Regions from separate parts of the Homo sapiens genome. Here all the other regions are linked to region 3. The links are chromatin contacts, found by Hi-C or POLR2A ChIA-PET in ENCODE. All regions are on one chromosome and are shown on one strand. The core of a region is the stretch at or near the end of the contact, and the rest is flanking DNA. Distances in the headings are between cores, read along the strand shown. Region 1 overlaps PALM2AKAP2 (PALM2 and AKAP2 fusion). Region 2 holds the start of ZFP37 (ZFP37 zinc finger protein). Region 3 holds the start of UGCG (UDP-glucose ceramide glucosyltransferase).

Region 1 (2,700 bases), core at 121-2,620, 1.8 Mb after region 3:
AAATTTAAAAATTTCTTCCTTGCTTGAGTACCCAGTTCTTTCGAAGTTTTCAAGGAATGAACCTGTTTCTGGAGTAAATGGCAGAGCTTCTTCCTGGGAAATAACTTTCAAAAAGAACTCACAAGAGCAGCTAGGCTAGATGGCTGATGTGGACTAAGTTAGTCCCTTGGCTATCCGCTCAGATCTTTGGACAGCCCGAGTGCTTTTGCCTACTGTAATTTGGGGCATTGGAATTGAGTTCTGAAAGCAGAAAGGAATCATCCTGGGTCACTAGGGAAGCACTGTTTCATGGCCCCTGAGAGTCAAATTTATACACCCAGGCCACCGCAAAAGAAGGATTGCAGAGCCACAGTGGCTCCTAAAAGGAGGATCAAGAAGGACCCAGGAAAATGCAGGGGTTGGGCATAAGATTGGGAAAGGGTAGAGGGAACCTGAGCTACAGGTTGGAGAGAGAAGCTATTACTGTATACCTCATAGAGCAGGCTCAACAAATGGGAAGGAGAAGGTAGGGGAAAGAAGATGGATTTTGGAGACAAATGAGAGCCTGAGTTTGAAACCAGGCTCTCCCATTTTCAAGCTGAGTGACCTTGGGCAACTTAATCTCTCTGGGCTCTAGTAGTAATTCTTTGAAAAAGAATATTATTACAGGTCCACAACTCTTCATATATAATTCCCAAATCCAAAAAACTCTGAAAAGAAAGATTTTTCATAACTTATTTGGCAGCAAAACCTGACATGAGCTGACATGAAGGTCTCCTAGTCTTTACCCACTTAATGTAACTAATTCTTCTTCTCAAGTTTTAGAGTAGAAATTTAATTTGATCACAGGGTGTTGACCCAGAACCTGCCAGTTGTGTTAAATAATAGTATGTTCATTGTATTACTTTTCTAAATAATAGTATATACTTTATAAATTCTCTAAAATCAGAAAAAGTCTGAATCTAGAAATATATCCGGCCTCAAGAGTTGAGGTAATTTGTATCTTAGAGGGCTGTTGGGAGGATTCAGTGAGAAAATAAGAAATGACAAGTGTGAAATAACTAGTATTATATGCAGCTTTAAGGCCTTGATAAATTGTAACTACCATGATTAGACTTTTGTAACCAGAGAATGTTCTAGAAATATGGTGGTGGACAATAACCATCTGTGGACACTCCACAATAAGCTTTAGCTAGCTTCACACAGCCAGAAGGGCTCCTACAAGCTGCACAGTTGGTGCCTGCCTTGCAGGAAAGAGAGGCACTGTGTACTACTGATGGAGAGCTCTCTCATCATCAATCCTTCTGTCAGATGCTGACACAGGGACTTCCCCCATGGAGCAATGAGGGCACCTCAAATGAAACTGTGCCTCATGTGGCTCTAATTTAGCATGGCACACTCCACCAAGCTCTGCTTCATGAAGAATGTGTGGACAGTCGCAAACATATTTTTCCTAAGACTTTCCTTTGTGATATTTGCAGATAATGAAGGGGAAAGAACAGAGACCCAGTTAAGAATCTTTATAATAATGTAATGATCACCTCATGTCTAATCTTATCTAAACAGACAGCAGCAGAAGTCAACACTTCCTGTACAGCTTACAAAAGTAACATTTATAACTATCACATCTTTCCACAAATTAGAAGACATGAACAGATACCCCAAGTTATGGAACTTAATAGCAAACTACACCTTCTCTTTTGCCACTCTCCATAATGTAGGTCTCACGGGGTGAATGATCTGACTTGGTAAATAAATTCAACATCTGGCATGAAAACAGAAACTCTCAAAAAACCAAACAAATCATCACCTAACTGGGTTTCTCTGGCATACTTAGAACTTGGAAGTGAAACCAGGATATCTAATAATAGACACAGATACTAAAGTGAGAACTGTTGGCAACCCCAATATGAAAAGACATTTGAAAAGGTCTTGAACTGCAACTTCAATACAATGTTTGGATATCCCACCCCCTAATTCTTTCCTCAAGGGTGTTTTACAGCACTGTGTGAGTTACCCCTTCAAATCAGGCTCATGTACCTGCAAAGGTGCTTCCTTTATTCTCTCTCTCTCCTTTTTTTTTTTTTTTTTTTTTGGCACTTTGCTGCCCAGCCTGGAGTACAATGGTTCGATCACAGCTCACTGCAGCCTTGAACACCTGGGCTCAAGCAAACTTCTTGCCTCAGCTTCCCAAGTAGCTGGGACAACAGGCATGTGTCACCACACTCAGGTAATTTTTCTTTTTTTTTTTTTTTTTAAGAGATGGGGACTTGCTATGTTGCCCAGGCTTGTCTCAAACTTAAGCAATCCTCTTGCCTCCACCTCCAAAAGTGCTGGGATTACAGGCATGCACCACCACCCCTGGCCTTCTTCCTTTTAGTCTCTAATTCTAAGTGCCATCAGCAGAGGGCACACATGCACACACTATTGGGAGCATGGCCCCTCACATAACATACAGGGTGTTCACCAAGATGGCGCCTGCCTTCGGAAGTGCTCATAAGCAGGAAGAGCTCAATCCAAGCCTATGAAATGGATGCATTACAATAGGAAGACATTTAGTCCATCAACTCACAGTGAAGGCAGGACAGCTTGGGGTTGTGTTCAGATAATTACTCCTTTAAAAACTCTCACTGGCTTCTCACTGACCATAGGGTAAACTCTAAAGTCTACAACCCTTAACATGATTGATAGAGCTCTTGGTTGTCTGGCTCCAAATCTATT
Region 2 (2,700 bases), core at 84-2,583, 1.2 Mb before region 3:
CTGTAACCTGGAAGTCTGTGTATATCATGGTTAGGGTGATGGTTAATTTTATCGGTCAACTTGACTGGGCTAAAGGATGCCCAGAAAACTGGTGAAACATTGTTTCTGGGTTTGTTAGTGTGTTTCTGGGAAAAGATTAGCATTTGAATTAGCAAACTGAATAAAAAAGCCCCCACCAATGTGGGTGGCCACCACCTAATCCACTGAGGGCCTGAAAGGACAAAAAGGAAAAGGAAGGGTGAATCCTCTTTTCTATTTTTTTTTAATCTTTAACTTTTGTGGGTACATAGTAGGTGAGTATATTTATGGGGTACATGAAGTAGTTTGATACAGGCATGCACAGTGCAATAATCACATCATGGAAAATGGGGTATCTATCCCCTCAAGCATTTATCTTCTGTGTTACAATCCATTTATACTTTGTTATTTCGAAATGTACAACTAAATTATTATTGGATATATACACCTGTAGTGCTATCAAATACTAGGTCTTATTCCTTCTTTCTTTTCTTTTTTTTTAAAAACCCGTTAAGTATCCCCACTTCCCTCCCACCTTTTCTTTTTTCTTGAGCTGGGACATTCATCTTCTGCCTTTTGACATTGGAGACCCTGGTTTTCTGGCCTTTGGACTCTGGACTTACATCATCCCTACCCCTCTCCACTCTTTTTCCAGTACCTTGCATAGCGCAGCACCTAACCTGCACATATTCAATGAATGCAATTAATGCATGAAATGGCGCATTAAGGAATTATTTCTCCAAGTGCTTGATTATTCTGGTGAAATATCTTCACCAAACCCGGGCTCTCACGGAGGAGTGGTGTGTTTACTTAAGTTTCTGTTTCAGTTTTTCTTATTGTTCTTATACTATATATGAAAAGATTTATCGTATATCTCAAAGATTAACGTCCTCTCCCTATAAAATAATGTTATTTGTTCGATCAGGCTTTTCTCCGTTATGCTTCCAATTTCTCGCATCCTGCCTTTCTAAAGTCCGCACTAAGCGTTGTGATTCCCGGACTTCTAGCCGCTGGCCGCACTGACATGTATTCGGAAAAGCAATTCCAAATTCTGTAAAATATCTTCCGGCAGTGATGCGATCCGAACTCCGGCAGTGGGTTGTCAGGCCCAGGTCAGTCCTGTAGTGCGTAACGGAACTCGGTTCCGGCTGGCTCTGATCGCATCACTCCTGCATCCTGCAAGTAACGCCCTCGCCAGCTTCCACCTCCCGATCTAATTGTCCCAGAAGTCCCCGCACTTCCGCTGTACGGCTGAGTGTTTGCCAAGATGGCCGCGCCCGTGCGCTATTACCGAAGGGCGCCGCCATCGCGGCTGCCGGACCCGCTAAGGCCGCCCTCCGGGTAGCCGCCATGTCGGTCTCCAGCGGCGTCCAGATTCTGACAAAGCCAGAGACCGTGGACCGGAGGAGAAGTGCGGAAACGACCAAAGAGGCCGGGCGACCACTGGAGATGGCTGTGTCCGAGCCCGAGGCCAGCGCCGCGGTGAGAGCTGTGATGAGACAGGGTGTTTTGGCGGTCAGAGATGGTGTACTTGCGGGGCAGTGATTGGAGTAGTCTGTGACGATAGGTGATTTGGGAATTGGTGGAATCGATGCTAGATGGTCTTTTGGGAGGTCGGTGTTCTGAGTTATCTGTGGGGTTAATGATTTGGCTTTAGGATATCAGTATTAGGAGGGATCTGCAGAGACAATGATGGGGAGGCGTCTGTGGCAGTCACCGAGTGTCGGAGTTTGGAAGGAGATCAGAAATGGAGGCTTTGTGATGTGTCAGAGATAGGGAAGGACCGTGGGGGTTGGCGGTTTGGGATGTCTATGGGAGCCAGCGATTATGGGTGCCTGTGGTGGTTAGAGCCTGGGTTATCAAAGAGGGTCAGTGTTAGGATTTGGGAAATTCAGTGATTGGGAGCATCTGGGAGCATCAGAGATTGGGGCTTGGGAGTCAGTGACGGTGATGTCTGTGGAAGTTTGATTAGCAGTATCTTTGAGGGTCAGTGGGTAATGGAGGAATCGGGGGGCCAGTGAGGGGGGAATATGACTGTTGGAGTTTGGGGAGTCAATGTTGAGGTGTCTCTGGGGATGGTAGATGATTTGTATGTCATCTGGGGAGAAAAGGTAATTGGGGATGTATGCAGGTCAATAATTAGGTGGTGTCTAGCAGTAATAACTGTGCTTTGAGTAATGAGGTGATTAGTAGGAATTAATGATTGAAGATCCTCTATGATTCTGTGACTAGAAGTCTAAGGGGGTCAGGAGTTTGAGGGGATTGCTGCATTTAATGATTGAGGGTTCTTTGGTGGTCAGTGATTGGAGATCTGTGGAGGTTAATGATTGTTCTGTGGAGAGTGATAGTTGGGAACTTGCAGAGATCCATAATTGGGAGAAGTTTGTGAAGGTTAGTGATTGGGGAGTATTTGGGTGTCAGTGATTGAAAACTTGCAGGAACAGTAGGAACAGTCTGTAAGATGAGCATTTATTTTATGCCAGGGGGTATTTTTTATTTTATTTGTTTGGTGTTGTTGTTTTGCAGTCCCTGCTTTGTCCTCAAAACCAGGGAATGTTTTAAATGCTGGAGACACACCAGGAAACAAAACCAGAATCCCTCCCTCAATGACTTACATTATAGAAATATGAAAGATATCATAAAATATAAACAAATAAAATTATTCCAGACACTAATAAGTGC
Region 3 (2,700 bases), core at 179-2,678:
TTTTTTCATTTCTTTACAGAGGCAGATTTCACCTTAAACAGTGGATATACCAAACTAGCCACATAACCCATGTCTCTATTCACGCCATCACCCAGTTCTATTTTACTTACACGCTTCGTCACAATCTCATAACCTTATTTAGATTTTATCTGCTCCTTCCTTCTAGAATGTAAGACTCATGAGGACAGGAATTCTGTCCTGCTCACCACCATGTCCCCTGGCCAATAACAGTGAATGGTATCTAGTAGGCCTCAAGAAGTATTTGTTAAACAAAAATGAAAAGATGTGGCCGGCACGGGGAGAGTACAAATCTACATAAAACAATAAAACGAGGAACTGAAAAAAGGAAAGAAAACCACGCTGAGATGTACAAGCTGACAGGACTCAAAGCTATCATGCCAGCTCGGAGGTTTGGTGGACATTTTTCAGGGTGGACAGGTGCTTCACACCTATCTAAGCGCATAGAGCCCTTCCAGGAAGAAGAAAATCCACAGAGAGGTGTCCAGATAGCTGTGAGCAGCTCCCAGAAAAGTGGACACAATCACCACCCTAACAGAAACGTGGCCCAGGTCGGGAGAAAAAAACAATACACCATACATCTCGGCCCAGATGAAAAATTACACGAATCCCCAGCACAATCAAACCAAGCCACCACCTTCAGCCTGACACGTAAGAGCAGTCTCCTTTAGCCTGGCTGGGCAGTCGCCTGCAACCCAGCAAACCCTTCCCACGCCCAACACTTTTCCCTCGCAAAGACCACCGCCACCGCCGGTCCGAGGGGCGAGGGAACGGGGGGAACAGCCTGACGATCAGCTTTCTCCACCCCCGCCCGAGCCCAGTCCCCTTCAAAGCGCAAACGTTTCCCATTCTCGCCTGTCTCCGAGGCCCGGACCCCTGCCCCGAGCCCCTCCTGCGGTCCCTCACTCACGTGTAGATGATAGCCATGAAATGCATCAGCCACAGCACCAAGAAGAGGACGAACCCGAAGACGGCCATTCCCTCCAAGGCCAGGTCCAGCAGCGCCATCCCCCGGCCCGCCGGACCGGCCCGGCCCGCTGCGGCCGCCAACACGGACAACGCTCCCGCAGGAGGAGGACAGGGTGGGCGCCCGGTGCGGGGGCGCGGGAGGCGAGAGGAAGGTGGGGAGAGGAAAGGGCGGAGGGGGGTGGGGACGGAAGGGGCGGGCAGGGCCTGCGCGCCCCCGCCCGCGCGCTCTCGCCTGCGCGCTGTCTTCGGCGCGCTCGCGGGCGGCTGCGGGTGCTGCGGTCTCCCGGCTCTGGTCGGGGCGACCGCGGTCCCGCGCTCCGGTTCGCCTCTCCCGAGCCTCGCGGCCGCCCACCAGACCCTGCGCGCGGGCACCTCCGCCGCCTCTCCGTCTCGCCGCCGGGCTCCCGGCCGAGCAGCTCCACCGCCGCAGCTCCGCGCACTAATCAAAACCGGCGGCTCGCGCCCCACTCCTCGGCGCGTCCCGCCCCCGGAACCGCGGCGCCCGCCTCTCCCAGGGGCGGTGCCCCCATCGGTCCACGCCCACCCTGTCGCCCGCGCGCCCGCTGCGGCGCCGGCGAGAGCGCGCCGGGGAGATCGTGTCCTGCTGCCCGCAGGACGCAGGCCGGGCTTCCTCCGGCTCCTCGCTCCCGCTGCCGCCCACCTAGGCGGAAAGCGCTGCAGCCCTGGGCCGGGCTCCCTCGGTGTCGGTGGCAGCTCGGGACCCTGTGCCTGGCTGGAGGCTGCTCTCTCTCCGTCTGGCCCTGCTGTTCCTGGGTGCCCCAGAAAAAGACACGGGTTCCGGGCAGCTGCCGGAGCTTGTCTAGAAATCCAACTTCCAACGCCGCGTCTGCAGCCTCCCCGCCGGGCACTGCTACTGCTCGGAGCAGCCAGGCCCTCCAGGCCACGTTCCTGGGCGCAAGGGATGCCCATTGCCTTCCCTCTTACTGCTTTTAATGCTGTGGGATCTTGGATCAAAAGGGACCGGAGAGTAAAATAATCTCCATGCGCCTCACAGATCTCTAAGCGCCTTAGCGACCGTGTGTATTATAAAAAGAAATTCTCAAATTCAGAATTAAAGAATCAGTTGATATTGAAATTCCCTAAGACTGCCATCCAATACGGTAGCCGCATGTGGCTAAGTGAGGGTTGGAAAGGCAGCTTGCCACTCTGTGGAGTAAACAGTACACCAGATGTGGAAGACCATCTCGTTAGTAAATTTTATATTGATTGCATGTTGAAAAGGTAATATTTTGGACATACTACATTAAATTAGGTAAATTATTAAGTTAATTTCTCTTTTTAAATACTTTGGCTAGCTACTAGAAAATTTTAATTGTACGTGTGGACAGCACAGCTCTAAAATGGGAAGAAATGTCACTTTGGGTAGTAAGGTAACTAAGTATTTGTCCTAATTTTAAGTCATCCCAAGAAGATGCTAGTACTCAATGTTTGTGTTTCTTCAATCTAGATGAGTTTATACTATTTCTGCATTGTTTTATGTTTATTGTTGCAAGTGATTTCCTTTTAAATAATCCATGACCTCCCTTGAGATATTTCAGAATTGAATTCAATTTTGAAAAGAAGTTGTGGCTGGGCGCGGTGGCTCACACCTGTAGTCCCAGCACTTTGGGAGGCGGAGGCAGGTGGAGCATGAGGTCAGGAGTTCAAGACCGGCCTGGCCTAGATGGTGAAACCCCGTCTCTACTAAAAATA

Evidence for each region. Hi-C counts contacts between places; a loop is a spot of excess contacts on that map. ChIA-PET counts read pairs that join two places held with the same protein, here RNA polymerase II (POLR2A). Pooled maps may share reads with other maps.
Region 1: a loop to region 3 is called in a pooled map, with 4 times the contacts of the local background. The contact joins the enhancer-like site here to the promoter of UGCG in region 3. A Hi-C loop is called at or near these places in 1 of 37 single-sample maps with no recorded cell type and 2 of 50 pooled maps. POLR2A ChIA-PET finds 5 or more read pairs at or near these places in 1 of 52 experiments (Caco-2).
Region 2: a map of ovary shows a loop between it and region 3 (4-fold over the local background). The contact joins the promoter of ZFP37 here to the promoter of UGCG in region 3. A Hi-C loop is called at or near these places in 1 of 168 maps with a recorded cell type or tissue (ovary), 1 of 37 single-sample maps with no recorded cell type and 6 of 50 pooled maps.

The regions. Positions count from the first base shown.
Region 1 is chr9:110,142,786-110,145,485 of GRCh38, reverse strand. The region is part of intron 8 of PALM2AKAP2 (PALM2 and AKAP2 fusion); the gene reads right to left. Among named protein-coding and RNA genes, the nearest start is that of C9orf152, 64 kb to the left of the region's middle. Within about 2 kb of position 1,370, at least 7 of the 41 ENCODE cell types and tissues checked have a DNase peak (open chromatin) inside an H3K27ac peak, as active enhancers do.
Region 2 is chr9:113,055,357-113,058,056 of GRCh38, reverse strand. ZFP37 (ZFP37 zinc finger protein) reads left to right here and starts at 1,333. Exons shown (of 4, transcript NM_003408.3): 1 at 1,333-1,500. The coding sequence starts at 1,369. RefSeq lists an enhancer at 1,133-1,702.
Region 3 is chr9:111,895,542-111,898,241 of GRCh38, reverse strand. It overlaps UGCG (UDP-glucose ceramide glucosyltransferase), which reads right to left and starts at 1,428. Exons shown (of 9, transcript NM_003358.3): 1 at 929-1,428. The coding sequence starts at 1,026. RefSeq lists silencers at 984-1,073, 1,184-1,773 and an enhancer at 1,394-1,977.